Regions from separate parts of the Homo sapiens genome. Here region 1 is linked to region 2. Evidence: read pairs that join two places in POLR2A ChIA-PET (ENCODE). Cell type or tissue: PC-3. All regions are shown on one strand. Each heading gives the region's core, and the rest is flanking DNA. Links, peaks and the distances in the headings are about the cores only. Region 1 overlaps SLC35F3 (solute carrier family 35 member F3). Region 2 overlaps MAP3K21 (mitogen-activated protein kinase kinase kinase 21).

What was found. Peaks named below come from ENCODE experiments on the same cell type or tissue, not always from the same donor. Only the 100,000 strongest peaks of a DNase experiment are listed, where the experiment ranks them.
Region 1: POLR2A ChIA-PET joins it to region 2 with 5 read pairs; 1 of 35 experiments calls an interaction of 5 or more read pairs at or near these places.

What each region holds. Positions count from the first base shown.
Region 1 is chr1:233,983,224-233,994,543 of GRCh38, reverse strand. All of the region lies in intron 2 of SLC35F3 (solute carrier family 35 member F3), which reads right to left. Among named protein-coding and RNA genes, the nearest start is that of SLC35F3, 84 kb to the right of the region's middle. In PC-3, for the core only: no CTCF peak of the experiment used is centred there; a DNase peak (open chromatin) is centred at 5,063; H3K4me3 peaks cover 886 bases; H3K27ac peaks cover 4,321 bases.
Region 2 is chr1:233,362,677-233,373,996 of GRCh38, reverse strand. It overlaps MAP3K21 (mitogen-activated protein kinase kinase kinase 21), which reads right to left. Exons shown (of 10, transcript NM_032435.3): 6 at 1,837-1,959. Among named protein-coding and RNA genes, the nearest start is that of MAP3K21, 41 kb to the right of the region's middle. RefSeq lists an enhancer at 1,879-2,379. In PC-3, for the core only: a CTCF peak has its summit at 9,113 (motif pointing left); a DNase peak (open chromatin) is centred at 6,476; H3K27ac peaks cover 265 bases.

The DNA of each region.
Region 1 (11,320 bases), core at 2,328-7,327, 620 kb before region 2:
CTGCTTTGATTCACAACTTAACCAGTATCCAGCATTTAGAAAACAGGCCGGTGTTCCTACAGGAGGATTGGCTGATACACACCACACTCTGACATTTACAGAGAAGCTGAATAGGGTTGTAGTTAGGAGCTGCACTCTTGAGTTGTAGCAACCTGAGTATAAATTCCTACCCTATGCACTCTTATGAGGTCTGCCATTTTGGATAACCTTTCTCATCCTCAGTTTCCTCATCTGTAAAATGGGCATAATAAGAGCACCTATCTCAAAAACTTCTTATAAAGTTTCAAAGATCATGTACTCAGATCCTACCTAGTCCATAGTAAGGGCTCATACGATTTTATCTATCTATCATTAATATAATTGCTACTCTCTTCTCCACTGGCCTGTCTCTGCATGACCTATGCCAATAACACGGCAAGACAAAGCTGCAGAAAGTAACAAATGTTTCAAATCTATCTGTCAGGAACTTGGCCTTTGACTCTAATTCTCAGATTGCACGGTGACAATTAAATACCTTTCCCCCATGGCTATAGAGAAGCACAATTACTTTATATTTTTCACTCTGGTAACCAGGCAACTGACAGTCTTTTCACACAATGAAACTGCTCAAAACACCTCACTCTGATTCATTTGAGCATGCGGCAGGTTGGGCAGCTGAGTCATCTGTACTTCCTGAGAGGTACAATTAGGGACCATGGTTTTGAGAAGAGCCATTAATCGTTCCCCAGGTATTAGCTGAGCTGAGAACAGATACAGAGTCACCAGTGCAGATGAACTCTATGCTGACTCAGGTCCAGGATCCGAGATTTCAGGAGGTCAGGTGTTGTTGAGAATAGTGACTGAACTAGACTTCAAAAGGCCAGCTCTGGGCTCGACTCTGCCCCTAAGATCCGTGTGATCTTAGATGCATCGTTTAATGGCCTGGATCTCTGCTTCCTCAGCTGTAAAATGAGGGTATTAGAGCAGAGAGCCCCTCAATGGGCCCTTAGCACTGAAGGTCTTTGATTACCTAAGAAAGGCTAGTTGTATGAGAAAAATTTATTATATGATGCCCTTCAGATTTAAAAGAGAATTTTGATGAATCTATCATAAAGAAAGCTGTGAGTTTTAGCTAGTGAGCTGGGGCTTCCAAGCAAGTTTCTCACGAGGTTAAGGAAGTTAGATCTTCCCATTCAGCATATCGCTTTCTCTTCCAAGGGTGAGTTCTACTTCCCTGGACCACCAGCCCAGCAAAACTGACCATCTCATGCTCACTGAGAGCTCAGTAAAAATGTTTGGTCCAGTCACGGTGGCTCACATCTGTAATCCCAGTACTTTGGGAGGCTGAGTTGGGTGGATCACTTGAGGTCAGGAGTTCGAGACCAGCCTGGCTAACATGGTGAAACCCCGTCTCTACTAAAAATATAAAATTAGCCGGGCACGGTGGACAGCTAATTGTACCCTCTGGATTTTTTTTTCTTCCATGGAAGTCAGTTTGAAGAGCAACATGAAGAGCAAAGGGAGCATTAGGCAAGGCACGGGCATTTCAAGTACATTCAAATGACAAAGTGTATTTGGGAAGCATCTACAGCACAGAGGGTAAGCATTTGTGGGAGATGATTTTTGGGAGCTGCCACAGGGGCCCAGACAGGCTGCCCTCCCACTTTCCCTTTCAGACAGGCTGCCCTCCCACTTTCCATTTCTGTTTTCTCTCCTTTGCTTCACATCTCACTCCAGATGCCCTCTCTTTTCTAAGATGCTCTTGTAATAATCCCTGTCCCTGCTACATTCCCCATCGAGATGAACTCTTGTAAGAATCATTGTATATTTGGATTGTTAACAATGGTGCTATGGTTTGGATATAGTGTGTTTGTCTCACCAAAACTCATGTTGAAATTTGATCCCCAGTGTGATGGCATTGAGAACTGGGCTTAGTGAAAAGTGTTTGGGTCATAGGACAGACCCCTCATGAATGGTTTGGTGCTATTCTCGAGGTAGTGAGTGAGTTCTCTCTTTTGCAAGACTGCATTAGTTCTCATGGGAACAGATTAGTTCCTAAGAGAGTGGGTTGTTACAGAGCCAGGACACCCCTCAATATTTCCACCCTTGACATGTGTCCACTTCCCCGTCGACCTTCTCTGAGATGATGTGATGCAGCAAGAAAGGCCTTGCCAAAAGTCAGGGCCACGCTCTTGAACTTCCCTGCCTGCAAGATTATGAGCTACATAAACCTCTTTATAAGTTACCCAGCTTGAGGTGTTCTTAATACCAACACAGAAATGGACTAAGACAGATGGGTTCCTTTACCAGATAAAATAGCATTCACTTATTGTATTTATTTAGTGTGATGGGGCAAACAGATCTCAAAATAAATGAACAGAGGGGGTGTCCCTCCTGCCCTTTGCCCACCAATCCCACCCTCTCACATTCTTGTCCAGAGAGCACCACGGCCGTCTGGGATTGGAAGGTTGCTCACCATCGTGTGGGTTGGGTGTCTGCTTCTATTCTCCAACTGACCTTACAAATTCCTGCATTTACTCGCCACAATGTTCCCATTTCTTATCAATGCAATGGAGGCTTGAGCAATTATCCATTAAATATTTCAAGAGAAGTTCTTTTTCTTTGTGTTAGGAAAATTCACAGGCTTATGTTTTCATTTTGTTTTATTCAACTTGATTTTGGGGTATTTCATAAAAATATGTAATATGCAGGTAATAATATAAAATTAAATAAACAGGCAAAATAATGATGATGCTGATGATGATGATGAAAAGTAGCTGGAGGCAAAACTTAGTCCTCTAAATGCATGAAAGGTACCTTTGAAGTTGCAAAATACAGACTATGTTAGTTGTTGAGCTTCCTGGTAGCCAGAACAAAAAAGAGACACTAATTAGCTAAAATACTTGTAGTGGTCATAAGTAAAAAACAAATTAGGGTAAGTTTTCCTTAACACTATAGCACAAGGGGCCCAATGAGCTGGCAAAGTTCATCGCTTTTGGACAGGAGAGAGTAATCCAAGAACAAAGGAGGAATTGAACACTCTCTAAGTCTGAATCAGCAGCCAGGTAATTGTACCCTCTAGTTTTTTTTCTTTTTTCTTTATTTTTCTTTTCTTTTTCTTTTTTTTTCTTCCATGGAAGTTAGTTTGCAGGATCTGATGAGCTAAGTATTCCCAACATGAAGAGCAAAGGGAGCATTAGGCAAGGCACGGGCGTTTCAAGAACATTCAAATCACAAAGTGTATTTGGGAAGCATCTACAGCACAGAGGGTAAGCATTTGTGGGAGATGATTTTTGGAAGCTGCCACAGGGGCCCAGACAGGCTGCCCTCCCACTTTCCCTTTCTGTCTTCACTCCCTTCTGCTCACTACAGCTGTGGCTTTCTGGAGTACTACCTGCAAGATGCTGGGGCTGTGCCAGAGGTCCAGCCTTAGGAAGAAGGGCACAGTTACTGACACCACTGCAGCGATGGAAAGCAGGACTCACTGCACATATTTGCAGTCTCTCTTTAGAAGATTTACCAGGAACATCATTTTAATAAAAGAGGGGCCTTGGAGAGTTCACAATGCTCACTTCTGAAAGGATGTGGAATACAGATGTTCCCTTCTATTACATAAGGGCAGATTTGCAGGCTGCATCACCATCATCACTGTCAACAGAATCTTCATTATCATTTCATACATACCTTTACAACAGATGCCAATTATTTTGCAGTTACTATTTTCTAGGCATTTAATTAAACAGTTTACACATATTGTATATATTTTTTGATGCTTGAGTATTTTTTCAGCTTTACGGATGTGTAATTGACACATTTTAAAATGTGAGTATTCAAGGTATGCAATGTAATGTTTTGATATGTGCACACATTGTAAAATGATTACTGCAATCAAGTCAATTCACATATCCATCACCTCACAGAGTTACCTTTGTGTGTGTGTGTATGGCGAGAATACCTAAGATCTACTCCCTTAGCAAAATCCAAGAATGCAATACATTGCTATTAAGTACAGTCACCATGCTGTACATTAGGTCTCTAGAAGTTACTGATTTTACAACTCAAAGTGAGTACCCTTTGACTAACTTCGTCCCATTTTTTCCACCCCCTGAATATTATTTAAGTAAAGAAACAATGGAAAAAATAGAAAATTGGATGTGAATTTTCCCATGTTCACATTGCTAATAAGTAACAAAGCTGAGCTTAGAATCAAGGTCAGTCTACTCTAAATCCTTGGCTGTAAACTCAGTCTTTGTGTTTTATTAAATTCATACACTCCAAACACTAAAATAAAACTTGAGCATGCACTTCTAGTATATGTGAGTCACTTTTACGTAAATTATGTATTAATGAATAAATACTATTATGTCCATTGTGAAACCGCTAAAACATATATTTTAAAGGATGAAAAACCTAAAGAGGAAATAAAATAATATTTAAATTTTTTCTTTATTACTAGTACAATCTTCTGCTATCACTAATATTATGAATAACACATCATTATTTTTTAAAACCTTGGTTTGCTAGTTTATGATACAGTGATCCAAAGATCTGAATGTAACTTAAGTTTCCTTTGACACAGATACTCACGACTAAAAAATATTCTATACAAAGACATGGGGATCAAAATGCAATATGTATATCTGAGTTTCTTATTAAATAACGATAATCATTTTTTTCAATCTCATCCACCAATTAGTCAAAGATTTTTGTGATAGCCCAGCTAGTAAATTTCAAATTTTCTTGAACTCAGGTGCAAACTAATCAGAAGGTCAGATATTTATATATGTTTCATGAATGGATTCAAAACCTACTAAAGCTCTTCATTTCAGGAATATCTTTAAACTGGTTACAAAATTTGTTTCTAATTTCTGAAAAAGAGTTTAGGTATGAGTTTTAACATGTAGCATTTTTTTCAGTGAAAATATTCATATAATACTAGAAATATTTTAAAACATGTAGTTTCAAAATGTTCTCTATGAATCACCAGTTCCTTTTAAAAATACGTTATTTTCTCACTCATGAAAACATCACCTTTCCCTTTATTGGATAGAATCTGTTTGTTTCTTTGTGTGTAATATTTGCTTAGTACCACATTCTGACAGCCTCTGTTGTAACAGAGAAGGCCACAGCTTATATTGCTTGACTTTTTGCAAAAGAAAAACATAAATGTATAACATCCTTAAGGTCAACATTTCTGAGGATTTTGCTATAATACAAACAGAAAATTTCATTATGAAACAAAAAAGTTTTCATAGAAATTCTCTGTCATTATAAAGCTTAGTAAATATTGCATTATTTTAGTATTGTTGTAATGAAACTAGCCAGATCAAGCTAACTTGGAGCACTATCAAAGGGTGATGTATTTAAACATTCTGAAAGAGAATGCGTGCAGCCCCACTGTCCAGCTTGCTATGTCAGGGAGTTCCCTATACTCCTCTGGTACCAGGAAGTCCTGGGCACTATGTGTAATCTGTGACCATCTTGACAAATGGATCAATCCAGCATCAAACATGAAAAATTAGAATATTAACAGTGTGAATCTAAATTCTTTATATTTTTGGATTAAAATATACATGGAAATTTAATAGTTTTCTAATGTCAGTGGATCATCTGTCCATTCTTGGAGAACTTTGCTTTCCACCACCATGATCTGCTGCCTCTCAATCAACTCTATTGCACTGCTTTGACAATCAAATGGGCAGGAGTAGGGTTGGAATCTTCTTTTGAAACTTAAGGAGAAACATCTGGTAAGGCTTGGCAGAAGTTTTACAATTCTCTGGAAATCTCACTTAAATGATAGTAAAGGATAACGAGGACAAAACTGCACAAGAACAGAGAAAATGGGAGAAAAAGTTATAAGAGACAGAGAAGTCCATATAATTTTAGAAGTAAGCAACAGATGGACAAATGGCAGCTTACTTAGGACACCCAAAGGAAGCTGAAAGCGTGCCTGTGTGGAGGATGGAAAGAGCATGTGGAGGGTGGGAATTAAGACAGAAAGCAAGCATGTTTGAGCCACAGGACCCTCAAAGAGCTCAGACACGAATAGCACCAGGCACTTCTGAAGGCAAAGGCACAGGTGGGGTTGACAATAGGGGAACTGATAGCAAGTCTGTATCAGAAGCAGTTAGATTCTGAATATGTGTAGACAAGCAAGAGCTCTGGGATATCCACATACAATTGGCTCAACTGAAAGTAGGGAATTAAGTTCAAGTTTACATATCCAGTGGTGAGCCTCTGTCCCCATTCATTTCCCTAAAAAGTAGCAACCAGCTTCATACCTTTTAAGCAAGAGCCTGGATGATTGCTTTCTGGAGAAACACAAGAGAAAAGATTTCCAGTTACTAATATTTTGGAGTCTTTTAATGAAACCATCTGATCCCTAGACCGTGACCCTGAAATGAAGCTCACTGCTTGATAAATACCACTCGTGTTCTCAGAGCTCCCACATAGACCTTGTGTATTTCTGGCTTAAAAATGAATGAACAGTAAAAATCACAGACATGAGAGGAAATATTCTAGCATATAAAACTGAGACAAAAGCAAACAGAAACAAAATCAATGAAGAAGGCAGAAGACCACTTAAAATCTATTGCTATAATTATTAACCTTCAAGACTTTGAGGAGTGAGAAGAAACTGAAATAACAATATAAAAGAACTCATTAAAATTAAAATATGGTATCAGGAGGGAAGAAATAAATAGAAGGGTTGAAACATAAATTTGGAGAAATCTCTGTAAAAGGTAGACATTTGGAAAATATGAGATCAAATATAAGAAGATTAAAAGATTAGTCTAGGAAGTCCAACATCTGAGTAACAGGTGGTCCAGAGAGAGAGAAGAGGGAAAATGGGAGGGAATGAATGAGCAAATAAATATTATTCCCAAATCTGAGAAAACGTGAACTTTTGGACTGAGAGATTCCACCAGATAGCCAGCAAAAATCATTTTAAAAGTCACAAGGTCAAGTCATATTATTGTAAGACGTCAAAATACCAGATGCAAAATCAATATACTAAAAGCTTCCAAAGAGAAAAGATAGATCAAAATAAAAAGATGGGGAATCAAAAAAGCTTCAGACTTCTCCTTAGCAACACTGCAATATACCTAGAATAGAATGGAGAAGTACATTCAAAGTCCAGAAAGGAAATAAATTGATACTTAGAATTCCATACTCAGTAAATCTCAATCAAGAAAAGGGCAGTAGACAGGCATTTTCAAACATACAAGGTCACAAATTTGTGGCAATCTTGCATCATTTCTTTTTCTTTCTTTTTGAGATGGAGTCTCACTCTGTCTCCCAGGCTGGAGTGCAGTGGTGCGATCTTGGCTCATTGCAACCTCTGTCTCCCAGCTCAAGTGATTCTTGTGCCTCAGCCTCTGGAGTAGCTGAGATTACAGGCATGTGCCACCACGCCTGGCTAATTTTTTTTGTATTTTTGGTAGAGATGGGGTTTTATCATGTTGGCCAGGCTGGTCTCAAACTCCTGACCTCAGGTGATCCGCCTGCCTCAGCCTCTCAAAGTGCTGGGATTAAAAGCATGAGTGCTCCCAGCCTCTTGCATCATTTCTGAAGCTGCTAATGAAGGTTTTGGCTCAATAAAATCAGAAAGAACACACATACAAAAAGAAAAAATGAGGTGAGGAAACAGAGGATCCAATACAGAAAAGAACTGAAGGAAATTTCCAGGAGGATGATGAAGGAAGATCCCAGAAAGCCTGGGACGTAATCAATCCATGTTGCAGCAGAACAGAAGACTCCAAAAGGAATGTCTGCAAAGAAATAAAAAAGTGAAAGAAATAGATGATCTAGATGGTTGAACCCATCAAGGGGAGATTTTCATCTGTTGAAGGGTATGGGCTAAGTTAGGAAGATACAAATACAAAAATAAGCAAATGTTAAAATCATTCAATTAAGAACTGCAAGGGAAAAAGTTAAAGAGAAGAAATATACTCACAGTATACAAAATGCCTCAAACAGATACACATAAACATATGTATATTTTATTAGCTTGGCTATAATAGTATATAATATATAACAACATATAATACATACATATACATATATGCTATAGCCAAGCTCATAAACTGTCTAGATGTTGATGCACAAATCATGAGAGATAAATCTTTATTTTCTACATTTGGAAGCTAAACCACCATGTTAAAAATTGGAAGAATATTCAGAACAAACATTTATGAAAGCAGAAAAAAGAAGAAGAGAGTTGAATGTGGCAGCCTCACATAAGTGGGAACTTGGGGTGGAGAGAAGTTGGGTAAAACCTAAAATCCTCAAAGAATTATTTGAAAATTTTAAAAGAAAGATACATGTATTATTTTATAAAAATAAAAATTAAAAGAAATGCAAAAACAGACTAATAAGGGCAGAATGTAAGAGTAATAGCTAACATTACTGCATATATATTGTGTTTGAAGCACTCTACATGATTTAACTCATTTTCTCTTCCCAGCAATTGTATGAGCTAAGTGCTATTGTTATAATACACATTTTTAAGATCAGGGTACTAAGGTCCAAAGACCTTAAGTAAGTTGCTCAAGGGTGCACAGCTAGGAAGCAGTAAAAGCAGAATTTTAACCCACACAGCCTGGGCCCAGAGCCTTCAATCTTCAACTCTCTGTTATACTACAAAGGAAGACACTTAAAAGCTACAACAAGAACGTTTGTTTGATTAAAAGTTCATCAACCTCTGCAGGAAGTTTCTCCAGGCAGGACCAGGAACTTTCCCAAAGTCTGCACCCACATAAAGACTGGTGGACAGCTATGGTTCCAGTATTCTCTGTCTTATACTTTTGTGGATGATTTTAGCTTAGAGAATTATCCAACATGGTCATTTAAAACGTTCCAATAAAGCACCCCCAGAATGTCTAAAGAAAGGCAGATTGCTGAAAGGCTGTGCTGAAAATGTACTCTCACTAACTTACATCACGTACCAATGATTGTAATTAGAATTAGATGGAGAAAGAACTGTGTGGGTCTCAAGCGGCTCCAAGAATCAAAGTGGAATTTTTTTCTTAATGGTCACAAGACTACTGCACACTTACATGACATGTTAAGAAATTAAAGATTTAAATCAGTCTTCCATATCTCTAAATTTGGAAACAGTTGATAGATTCTTCAGCTATAGATTCAATAAAAATAAGATCAGATAAAAGCAGAAATGACTGCACAATTTATGCAATATTTAATCCATCCTACAAAAAGACTCTGCATGGAGCACAAACAGAAGCTACATGACAAGTTTTGCTCTGTTCAATTTTTCTCTTTAAACTCTACTGTGTGCTGTTTGGTAAACGCTATTATTTCAGAAGGGAGAATCTCATCTGGAATCAGAAGATATGACGACATATGCCACTGAGGGGTCTCACTGATTTTCTAGGAAAGAAACTTTGATGAATTCACAGTGAATTCTTTCTGTCCTTTAAGGGCCGTTGAGCAGACCTCACCACCAGAACATCAGCATCATTACCAGCCTTTTATATGACATTTTACACCTTGGAGATGGAGCAGGGACCCCTCTTAGGGGCACCCCCCCAACCCCTGCATGAAAATAAAGGAAAATCTTGATTTCCTTTACAGGAAATTCCAGGCACCTAGCTAGTCCTGAGAAATAAATAAGCAACTTGATGAACAAGAAGATGATAGCAGCTTAAAACAATAACCAAGGAAGCTAGAATCATGGGATGTTTGGTTTTCTTATAGAAATTAAAGATAACATCTTAACATATGTCCCTGGGTTGCTCTTCAGAATCCTAGACCCCCACCAAAGACATCCACTGGCCTGTAGACCTCAGCTAAGGGGAAACTGAGGACGCAACTCTGACTGCCATTCTTTGTTCTAAATTTCTTCCTGAGGGTCCTGGAGGGAGTCACACTCACGAGCCAGAGACAACATTCTTTTCTACTGACCCCAAATTTGTAAACAAAGCTTCTCTTCCTTAAGTGATTGCAAATCAGAAAATCTTTGAGTCTACCTCTGACCTGTAAGCCCTCACTTCAAGTCATTCCGCTCTTTCAGGCCAGAGCCAATGTGTAACCTCCACGTATTGATTTGCAATTTTGCCCGTGGCTTCTGCTTTCCTAAAACTTACCCATCCCGTTAAAAACTCTTACTTGCAAGCCATCAGGGAGGTCAGGATTGAGCATCAGCTGCCTGGTCCTCCTTGCTTGGCGCTTTGCAAAGAAACACCTTCCTTTCTACTGCTGCAAACCTCGGTGTGCATATCTGGTCCTACTCCGTGGAGTAGTGGACCCCAGTTCAGTTCTATAACACTTTCAAAATACTTGTTGCTTTTCTTGGGTTTTAGCCCAAATCTTACAGAGGCAGCAGTGCAGGAATATTCATATTGTGGTGAGCTTAGGTGAACAAAAGAGAAGAGCCGAGTAGCTTTTTGAATCCCAACATTAGGGAAGAAAATACCTTCCTGGGACCAAGCACCTATGCGCTTCATCTTGATCTAATTTCTCCTGATGAAAGCATAGAGGAGAAACATATCCTGAACAAGGCCAGAGAGGAGGGAAAACGCAGGATGTGGTTGGGGCAACAGTGACTAGCAAATCAAATGCGTTGGGTATGATAATCCTAGTTCCTGAGCTTTCCGGCATAGTCTTGATTAGAACGTTGTATCTTGGTGTCATACCATGTGGTCTTAGTTCAGTTCAGGAAGCACTGATTCCAAATCCAAAGGAAACTCACAAATGCTCAGATATGCCGCCTCATGGGGCTCTTTTATTTGCTTCTAAAATTTTGACTGAGAGAAATGGTCCCTATTTATTGCTTTTACAGTGAGAACACCAGTGGGAGATTTCACTTTAATTTGAAGTTATGTATATTGGACACTGATCATCTTAAATTCTGTTGATGAAGTGGTTTCCAAAGGAGCTAGCTGGTAATGATGGCTAGCAAGGGAAGAAGGAAATCTGCAACCTTAAACTTCGCATGCAAATTAAGAAACTGACAATAGAGGAAACACTTGGAGTAATTCTATCTGTAAAAGGTAGGATAAAAGTTAAACAGAAATCATCAAAGATATTTTTCACGTTTTATACTCTTGCCTTTTGCTATGCTTCTGTGGGGGTACTGCACAAATAGAAATCGATTGTAGATGTTTTATGAAATTACTCAATTTTTCAAAATTAAATTTGTAGGGAGGATATTATTTATGAATCCAATTCTGTTGTAAATGAAGTTACCACCTTCCTCCTATAATAAGGTACTTGTTCCCGAGCTCGATGAAGGATTGTGTAATAAAGGAAACAAATAGTCCTTCTTTTGGCTTAATTAATTTTTTTTTAATCTTAATGTAACAAGTTTCATGATGGCAAA
Region 2 (11,320 bases), core at 4,243-9,242:
TGACTGACTGACTGATCTACACTCCCAGAGCTATCTACACTCTCGGCTTTAGTCTCCTCACCTTCGTCCCTTCCTACTTTCCTTCCCCTCTTGATTTGCTCCTCTGGTTTCTCTTTTGTTTCCACATTGATTGAACTTTTCCTGTACTAAGAGGCCGGAAACGGATGGTGAAATCTACACTCAGATGTGTCTGAATCCAGCTTCACCAGTTAGTAGCTACCAACTTGGGTCAGCTTAATGGTAACTTCTCTGTCCCGCATTTGGGGATCATAAAAGGGTCCACTCAATGAGGCTGTCAGAATTGAATGGGGGTGTGCACACACATGAAGACAAGAGGCATTCTTGGAGCACCCAGGGTCACAATGAAGATGAGCAACATCCAGGCTGGAGAACTTGAGCCAACAGCTGCCACACACAAAGCTGGCCCTGTGTGGACTGTCTCGATTAGAACCTTTCCACCATGTTACTTCTGAGAAGGAGCGCCAAGGATGCGCCTCCCTAAGCTGGCTGCATTTCAACTTTGGAGGGTTGGAATTCATTTGAAGTCCCAAATTATTTACTTTAACTGGTACACATCTTGGGCCCAGCCAGGCCTTCCCAGTACCACTTCCTGGCTTCTGTGAGGTGGTTTTCCCCAGAGCAGAAGGTGAAGACACAGGAAAGAGGGCAGAGGAGTGGCCAGGCAAAAGCAGGGGTGGCACGGTGTCCCATCTGCTCATCCCTTCGTGGAGCTGGGAGACCAGCCTGGGACCCTTTCTCTCTCCGTTAATTAGGCCTTTGCCTAGGCAAAGGCAAGGTTTGAGGTACGGTTTTATGCAAAATGCATTCTCAGAAAACCAAATCAGTTATAATAAATGACAGTCCTTTAAGCTCTAAAACTACAGCCTCATTTAGATCCAGTTTCTCTGTGGGGATCCTGGTGTCCGAGAACTTGCAAAAGAAATCTCTGCTGGTGCCAAGGTTTTCATTATCAAAAGAGGAAAAAAAAATGAGATTCCATGCAAGCCTCATTAGACAAAATTTTCTTTTGGATTTTTTTTTTCTCCAAATAAGGATGAGTAAACAGCAGGGAATTAAGTTTGGTGGAGGAAGGAGAGGATCCAAATGAATGGTTTACCACAGACTTAGGCTAATTACCACATTACTTACAGACATACGCATTAATCACATTCTTCTTTCGCTTAGCCTACTTTTAGGGGTTTATCTGGACTCACCTTTGAAAAAAATTAGTAATTTTATTTCATCCGCTACATTCTGATTCATAGCCTAACTGAAACTCTCACAATGCAAAGGTGCCAGGCGAATCAGCTGTCTGTACTGTCTCCTCCAGGATGAATGCTTGTTCTAAAACCAAAACACTACAAGGAATTTTTAAGTATTAGGTTGGTCAAACCTAAAGTGAATTAAAGTTAAATCCTGAAAAGCAAAAATTTTTTCCCCTCACGAAACAAAGAAAGAAACAGAAGTAATCCTGAATTCCTGATTTCATTTTTCAAAGTACCCTGACACAAATGGCTGATGATAGAATTAGGTTATGCTAACGTTGCGTGCAAGTGTTTAACAGAATGTCTCGAGATGTGGTGTTTCACTTTCTACTCCGGGGCCAGGTCGCATCACCAACTGCATAGCATCTAAAATTCATTTTTTGTGAGTAGAAGAAAATTAGACTAAGGAACCTATGCTCAAGTTTTGTTTCTCAAATAGTTGTGGCACCTACGAAATGTCCTACACTCATCTACAACCTGCTATGAAAACACATCTGCTCAATTTGAATCCAAGTCAAGTGAAAGGAGAGAAGTCAACACAGGAGCCCCCGTGGCAGTGCAGAAAGCTCACACTGTATGGCTCGGAGTCGGGGCATCATTGTGGGGCTGCTCGGGGGACTGGAACTGCTGCTGTTCAGGCTCCGCCGTTTGTCCAAGTTGGGAGAGGCCTGCACGGTTATCTTGTGCTGGAAATCTGTTGGAGGCAAAAAGGGAGAACTGGTATTTCATGGTTTTCCTTTATCTTCATAGCCATGTATTTAGCACACAGCAATAAAAACAAAAATGGTCAGACCCTAACTGCAAAGAATATTGCAGGATCGATTTCTTATTTTGGTTTCTTACTTCTCGGGGTTCAGGTCAATAAATAATGATTCTGAGCTTATATGTTGGATATAGTCACACAAATAATGAATCAGAGCTTATATGTTGGATATAGTCACACACATACACACACACACACACACACACACACACACACACAAAGGAAAATATGAAAGCCACGAATCATTGAAGAATTTATAACCTGGGAAAAAAGAGTTATCTGCATTCAGTCTGAGATAGTTAAAATTAAGTCTGAACACGGTGGCTCATGCCTGAAATCCCAATACTTTGGGAGGCTGAGGTGGGCAGATCACTTGAGGCTAGAAGTTCGAGACCAGCCTGGCCAACATGGCAAAACCCCATCTCTACTAAAAACACAAAAATTAGCCGGCATGGTGGCACACATCTGTAATCCCAGCTACTCGGAAGGCTGAGACAGGAGAATCACTTGAACCTGGGAGGTGGAGGGTACAGTGAGCTGAGATTGTGCCACTGCACTCCAGCCTGGGCAACAGAGTGAGACTCTGTCTCAAATAAATACACAAATAAATAAATAAAATTAAATTGAAATGGCCCTGGATTTAAATGAGTCCTGGTTCTCATAACATAACACGCTATGGACCTCAAACCAGTAAGGAACTGCTCTGAGCCTGTTTCTTCACCTGCTAAAGTGAACAACAATATTTCACATGGTGGTCGTGGTGTTGAATAAAACAGAAAATGTAAATTAAAAGCATTTTGTGCTCTAGGCATTCTACAAATGCTGGCTCTTATTATCTAACTGTAATATGGTAGAGATATACCAAGATCTATAGGTTCATATGGAAGAGAAAGCAATATTACCAGAGGAAAGAGGGGTGTGTCTGGGGAAACTTTATAAACTATCAGGAAAATCATTAACAACTTGGAAGGAGGTAAAAGACATTACTGGATATTCTTTCAGTGCAGAGCTGAGCTTAAGCTTTGATTGATTGCTTTTCTATGGACTGAGTTATTTTTATAACTAGGTAAGAGCAGAGGTTAACTTGTAGATTTTGTCTGGTGATGATGCAAATAACTTCCGTCTGGAGAAAAAGACAATCCCAAATGGTTCATTGCCATATTAGACATCAACCAGGTCTGCGTTTAACCCAGCAATCTAATCCTGCATTCCTCTATTAATTTGCCCATAAATATCTCACTCCTCAAATTCTCATTTGAACTGGTTCTACCTGATTCCTCAACGATTAATGAGTTTAATAAAAATCTTTGACATATGTTCATTTCATATTTGCAAGAGACCTATAACTTACCTTTTTGGAAGTTATACTTTAAAGAACTTTAATGAATGAACTGCTATTTGAGATGAAGAGGATTTGGAAGTTGGTAGGCAAGGACAGCTATCCAATTATTCATACTAGAAATCTGAATACTTTTCTTGATATTGTCTTTTCTGTTACCCTACATATCCACCAAGCACAAAATATCAGGTAAATTCTGTGCTATATATTTTTCTGCAGTAGAGAAATTTATATTCCAGGTTATGGAGTTAGCAAACTTAGATCTGAATCCCATTTCTACCACAGCCATATGAATTTCAAGAAAGTAACTTAAGGTCTTGAAGTCTCAGTATCTTTACTGACAAAAATGGAAAAGAACTAATTATTCCTATTTCACAGGACTGCTATGAAAAATTCAGTGCAAAGAAGTATAAAAAGTACTTACCACAGGGGTTGGGACATAATAAATGCTCAATAAATGTTTTTTTCCTTTTGTTCTCTCCATCTGCACGGCCAATCACCATGTCATCCCTAGCCTGCTACAATGCCTTGTGTCCATCTTCCTGCATCCACATTTGGCCCCCCAAGTCCACTTCACAGCAGCCAGATGCATTTTTAATATGCCTGACTGACATGTCATTCCCCTGCTTAAAATCCTTCAAAGGCCTCTCATGATTCTTAAGTTACAGATTAAAACTGTAACACATTCTGGAAGTCCCTGCAAACCTGAGCCTGAGTTCTTCTTTCTGCTCCAGCCTCATCTTGCCCTATTCTCCTCTCACTCGTCACAGCCTGGAAGAGGGGTCAGCTCACTTCTTCTGCAAAATGCCCCATTTTAGGCTCTGTGAGCCACACAGTCTCTGTAACAACTGCCTGACTCTGCTGATGTGAGAGAAAGCAGCCACAGTCAACACAAAGATGAATGTGTCCCAGTAAAATGATCTTTATGGATATTGAAATTTCATATCAGTTTCATATCATGTCAGGTGCAATGAAGTATTCTTCTTCCTCTTTGATTTTTTTCAAGCATTTAAAAGTGTAAAAACCATTCTGAGCTCATGGCTGTACAAAGCGGGTAGAGGCGGGATTGGGCCCATAGGGCAGTGTGCTGAACCCTGTTCAAACCACACTGAACTTTTTTCAATTCCTGGAAGAAACCAAGTTTCCTCCACATGTGCTCTCAGCCTATTCTCTTTCTTCATCTTCTGTATTTGGTAAATTCCCATATCACGTCTCAATTTAAATGTTACTTCTTTTTTTGGAGATGGAGTCTTGCTCTGTCACCCAGGCTGGAATGCAATGGTGCGATCTCAGTGCACTGCAACCTCCACCTCCCGGGTTCAAGCAATCCTCCTGCCTCACCCTCCTGAGTAGCTGAGATTACAGGCGCACACCACCACACCTGGCTAATTTTTTTTTTTTTTTTTTTTGTATTTTACTAGAGACGGGGTTTCACCGTGTTGCCCAGGCTGGTTTCGAACTCCGTTAGGAAGCCTTCTATGATCACCTTAGACCAGGTTACATCTCTGCACTAGTCACTGTCATGTGACTTTTCCCTCACAGCAGCTAATGATTATAGAAGCAAATAAGTATTGAATTATTAGCTTAAGTTCTGCCCCCTCCCTCAATATAAGGTAAGTGCTCTATGGGCAGTGACCATGACAGTCTCCATGACTTCAGACTGGCACAGTGCCTTGCACATTACAGGTACTTAGAAAACTTTGCTGAATGAGTACTTTCTCTGTGGGAAACATGAGTGCAGAGACTGCATATATGTTTTATAATCACCCCTAGTACTGGGGACACAGCAGATCCTCAGGTGTTTGTTGACGGAGAAAGTTATGCAGGGTTCATCTACAGGATCAGGCTGGTGCTTGAAGTGAGTTGCTGAGGAATACACAGCAGGCTGGAGGAGATTTGGAAGACAAACCAAACGGAAAGGAAAGACCAAATGGGAGGCTCCTCCATCTGCTGAGTCATACTTTTTTTTTTTTAAAGACAAGATTTTACTCTGTTATCCAGGCTGGAGTGCAGTGGTGCAATCTCAGTCCACTGCAGCCTTGACCTCCCCTGGCTCAAGCAATTTTCCTGTCTCAGCCTTCTGAGTAGCTGGTACTACAGGCATGCACCACTATGCCCAGCTAATTTTTGTATATTTTTGTAGAAATGGGGTTTCACCATGTTGCCCAGGCTGGTCTTGAACTCCTGGGCTCAAGCAATCCACCTGCCTTGGCCTCTGAAAGTGCTTGGGATGACAGGCGTGAGTCACTGCACCTAGCCCCAAGTCATTCCTTTTGAAAGACTTGACCAGGGCAGAGCAGTTGAGGTAAAAAATTGACTAGACTAGGTGGTGGTAGTTGGGGGAAAGAGGTGGTCAAAGAAAAAAAATTCTTAACCATAGAAAGGAAACAGTTTAGACTAAAGTCATTTATAAATGTTCAGCTAGCCACCTGATTGTTACAACACGACAGAAACAAATGCTCTGAGAACTTTTACAGCAAGAGGAGCCCTCCTGTCAATAACAGAAGAAAGCCAAGAACCAAGCCACAGGATCTGATTGACAAGTTATTTGGAACAAATGATGGGACAATAAATACTAAGCACAGATCAGGAAACCAACATGGAACACGTGGAAAGCCACGGGTGAGAGCAGCAAAGATACAAGGCTGCATTTTAACAACACCTAAGATTCAGAGTGCTTCCAACCTTCCAAAAACACCTAAATACTTCCACTTGAAAAGCATACTTTATGTTGTAAACAGAAAGAAAACATTCTTTTTTTTTTTTTTTTGAGACGGAGTCTTGCTCCTGTCACCCAGGCTGGAGTGCAGTGGCGAGATCTCAGCTCACTGCAACCTTGCCTCTTGAGTTCAAACAGTTCTCCTGCTTCAGCCTCCTGAGTAGCTGGGATTACAGGTGCCTGCCACCACGCCCATCTAATATTTGTACTTTTAATAGAGATGGGGTTTCTCCATGTTGGCCAGGCTGGTCTCGAATTCCTGACCTCAGGTGATCTGCCTGCCTTGGCCTCTCAAAGTGCTGGGATTACAGGCATGAGCCACCACGCCCAGCCAACATTCTTTATCGTAAACATCCTTGTCCCTTTGAAGTAGGGAAAGGTTGAGTCTGTGCCAGCTAAACATTTGGGAAAACTAAAGCTGAATTGTTAAAATGCCTGTGGCCTGTGCTCAGATTTTCTTTGTACTCACTAGAATAATGGTTCTCAAGATGCCTGGTCATAGCAGCTATAGTTCAATCACAGGCTTGAGTAAAACCTATCCTAGTATTTTTGCTGGCAATATGAATATTTCACTAACAAAGCTAATTGCCTCAGTGGGAGGCTTCCATTTGCAGATGAAAAGGAATGTATTCTCTAAAGAATCCAGGTGAGGTTATATGCTCTCTCCCATCCACCCTTCTACTCACTCGCATACCTGTGAGGTAGATGGTTTTTGCAGGCTTTGGACACTTCTGAAGCAATCAAAGTTAGAATGCCACTGCTTTAGTGACATACCAACTTTTGGAGGCTTTAAAGCTTTTGTCTTGTATTAACGTGTCCAAAAAACACAACTTCAGTTAAAAGTAAACATAAACAGAAGGAGCAATCAATATAGAGTACTCACAAAATAAAAAGATGCACTGTGACCATGCTTTTTTCTCTTGCAAATTCCAAGAAAAATACTACATAATCACAAAGTATTGTTTTAAAATTATTATCCTAGATTATTACTGTCTTACTTTTTAAGCATTAATCTTCCTTATTTGGTAGCCAGCCATGAAGAAATTCCAGGAGGAAAAAAAAATCACTTTTGAGGTTTCTATCACTAAATCACCATAGCTATAAATACCCATAAGATTAAAAACGATCAGCAGTAATTCTCGAGGACAAAGTTACAAGAGAATGTAATGATTCATATTTAATACCAAGTTTTTGAAAGATCTGCAGGCACAAATATTAAAGGTCAGCTTGGAGGACTCTAGAATATGTTTCGGAGAAATTCTCTAAGCTTATTATGCATAGGGAAAAATCCTGCAAAAGGAGTTCAAGAAGTTGGTAACTCCATGAAAGGACAGCATCGCTGTTCCATCTACCACTTATCACGTTTCTCCCTGAACAGTGTGCCATTTAACAGTATTAGAATTTGTTTCTCTTCGTCTTTTTGTTGACCCATAAAAATTATACATATTTATGGGGTACAGAGTGATATTTTGGTACTTGTTTACAATATATAATGATCAAGTCAGAGTAATTAGCATATGTATTACTTTGGGTATTGATCATTTCTTTGTGTTGTGAACATTCAATATCCTCTCTTCTGGCTTTTTGAAAATATACAATAAATTACAGTTAACCATATTCACCCTATAGTATTGCAGAATACCAGAACTCATTCCTCCTACCTAGCTGTACTTTGGTATCCATTAACTAACCTCTCTGCAACCTCCCCTCCCCTCAAGCCCTTCCCACCCCAATAACCACAATTCTACTCTCTATTTCCACGGACTCCAATTTTTTTCGCTCCCACATATATGTGAGAACATGCAGTATTTATTTTCTTGTGCCTGACTTACTTCACTTAACATAATGTCATCCAGGCTCATCCACGTTGCCACAAAAGATAGAATTTTATTCTTTTTTATGGCTGAATAGTGTTCCATCAGGTAAACACACCACATTGTCTTAATTCATTCATCCATTGATGGACACTTAGATTGATTCCTTATCTTTGTCATTGTGAATAGTGTTGCCATAAACATGGGATTGCAGACATCCCTTTGATATACAGATTTTCTTTCCTTTGAGTAAACACCTGGTAGTGGAATTCCTGGATCATACAGCAGTTCTATTTTTAGTTTTTTTTTTGAGAGACCTCCATACTGTTTTCCACAATGGCTGTACTAACTTACACTTCCATTAGCTATAGATAGCCATAAGATTTAAAATGATCAGCAATAATTCTCAAAGACAAAATTACAAGAGAATGTGTGTAAGAGTTCCCTTTTCTCCACATCCTCACCAACATTTACTATTTTTCGTCTCTTTGATAACAGCCATTCTAACTAAGGTGAGCTAGCTCACTGTGATTTTCATTAGCATTTCCCTGAGGATTAGCGATGCTAAGCATTTTTTCATATGCTTGCTGGCCATTTTTATGTCTTCTTTTGAGAAATGTCTATTCAGTTCCTTTGTCCAATTTTAAATCAAATTATTTGTGTTTTTGCCATTGAGTTATTCGAGTTCTGTGTATATTCTGTGCTAGTCCCTTGTCAGATGAATAGTTGACTAATATCTTCTCCCATTCTACAGGTGGTCTCTTCACTCTGTTGATTGTTTCCTTTGCTGTGCAGAAGCTTTTCGGTTCAATATAGTCCCAATTGTCTATTTTTGTTTTTTGTTGCCTGAGCTTTTGAAGTCTTAAGTCATAAAATTTTTGCCTAGGCCCATGTCCTGAATTGTTTCCCCTATTAAACAATACTAACTTAAAGAATTTTCTAGCAGATAATATTGAATGCAACTAACTCCCTGGATTTTAAGTTACACATGCTTGCTTTCTCTTCTATACTAAGCGGAATTCTCCAAGAAAAAAATAATTATTTTTATAGTTATCATTTCCCTTTTTGGATGTCTGTCCCATTCTAGGATATTGTACAAGTAAATATGCGTGCATGTGTGTGAGTTTAGGGTTGGAGCATTCTAATAGAAATTTCCATATTGGTACCAGTATTATTAATATTAAGATGATAATGTAGTGCCATCTTGTGGGCAGAAGAGGTAACTGTCATGCTAAAAATTCCAGAAACCAAATTTCATTCCTTGGTGATGGGTCAGGATTATAGCAGTAGATTTCTTGGTTATGTTTTAACTGGAATCTTTCATTAAGTGCCAAAAAGTAAATAAATGTGTAACTAAAATTTCTCCTCTCTTCTCAGGAAAAGAAAAGCTGTATAATACAATACAGGAATTAAAAAAACAACTCAGGTAAAAATAGTCAAATAATATTCAGTCTGCTTTGAATAAACTCAGGGTATTAGCCAAGGAACATTTGAGAAGAAAAGCAAGACTGAAAATCTGACCTCAGGAATGCTAAGATTTTGATTTAATCATTTTACCACTGAAGAGGAAAGAATCATTGGAACGATTTTCATTTTTTATCCCAAATTTACTTCCCTTTCCATCAGCTTCTTAATCCTTTCCACCTTCCCCAAAGTTTCCCAAGGGAAACAATAAATATTAATTTGGATAACACAATCAAATCACAGCTAGAAGAAAACTGACATAACTGAAAAATGGAGAAGAAAACTCACATCTAGTGCACCTCTGGATTTTTCTTTCCTCTATGTGTGAAGGCAGAAGCCTCATCATAAATAAATAGTCTATTCTCTATGGCTGACTGACACGTAAGACAGACCAGTCAGTGACCCTGCAAGCAACACTCCAGCTAAGGAAAACATCAGAAGAGAGCCTGGAAAAGGACCTTCCCCCAACACCCAACCCCAGAGAGGTTGAAGGTAAAAGTGATAAGGATCCACAGTCTATTCTCACCCCATCAAACCAAATAATCAATAACATATACTGGACTCTCATGATGACCACCTCATACTAGCACTTTTCTTTCTTTTTTTCTCTTTTTTTTTTGAGACAGAGTCTCATTCTGTTGCCCAGGCTGGAGTGCAATGGCACAATTTCGGCTCACTGCAACTTCCAGCTCCCGGGTTCAAGAGATTCCCCCGCCTCAGCCTCCCAAGTAGCTGGGATTACAGGCACCCGCCCCCGTGCCCAGCTAATTTTTTTTTTTTTGTATTTTAGTAGAGACAAGGTTTCATCATGTTGCCCAGTCTGGTCTCAAACTCCAGATCTCAGGCAACCCGTCCACTTCAGCCTCCCAAAGTGCTAGGATTACAGGCGTGAGCCACCATGCCCAGCCTTCTTTCTTTCTTTTTTTTTTTGAGACAGAGTTTCGCTCTTGTCACCCAGGCTGGAGTGCAATGGTGTGATCTCGGGTCACTGCAACCTCCACCTCCCAGGTTCAAGTGATTCTCCCGCCTCAGCCTCCCGAGTAGCTGGGATTACAGGCACCTGCCACCATGCCCGGCTACTTTTTGTATTTTTCATAGAGACGGAGGGGGTTTCACCATGTTGGCCAGGGTAGTCTTGAACTCCTGACCTCAGGTGATCCACCCACCTCAGCTAACCAAAGTGCCGCGATTACAGGCATGAGCCACTGCACCCAGATGTCATACTAGCAATTTTTTGATCAACTGAGGACATCTGCAATAACCTAAATTAGTCACAGGATTCTGCAAGCTTTCCAGTGTTTCATAATACATATTTTATAAGGCAATTTATACACACTCGACATAAAACAAAACTGTCACTGTTGCACTTTAAATCAAATTACCATGCCATTAACAAACATCTTAGGAAAACACTAGAATCCGTCCGAGCACTCTAATATATAATACATATAACACATAGGCAGGTATAGACATAGACATAGAGATATTTCATACAGATTCTATAAAAGTGAAGTCTGCATTGCTCTGTCATCATCCTGCTCTGGTACTAGAAAGAATCACAAAATACCATGGAGGTATTTGTTTTTTCCTTACAACAAGTAGAATATATAATATTAAAGAACTTAATTTAGTGAATCAAGCTATGTCTGCTATATTGATCGATATATTTTGATTATCAGTCAATAATATCTATATGTATTGATTGATTGATATATTTTCTATTCCCTTTAGTTTCTCCTAACACATTACTAAAATGATTTAGTAATCCTTGTATGTTGTTATCACAATGTTTAAAAAAGCTTCCCTAGATTTACTGGGTGATTTTTGTGTCTGAAGGATTTTAAACCTTCATGGGAAAGTACCTCAGGGTACTTGATATATTTTATTGAAAGTGCTGACAACAATATCAGTGTCCCAGATACCAGATGACATCCTAGATCCTTGTGGAAGCAATGA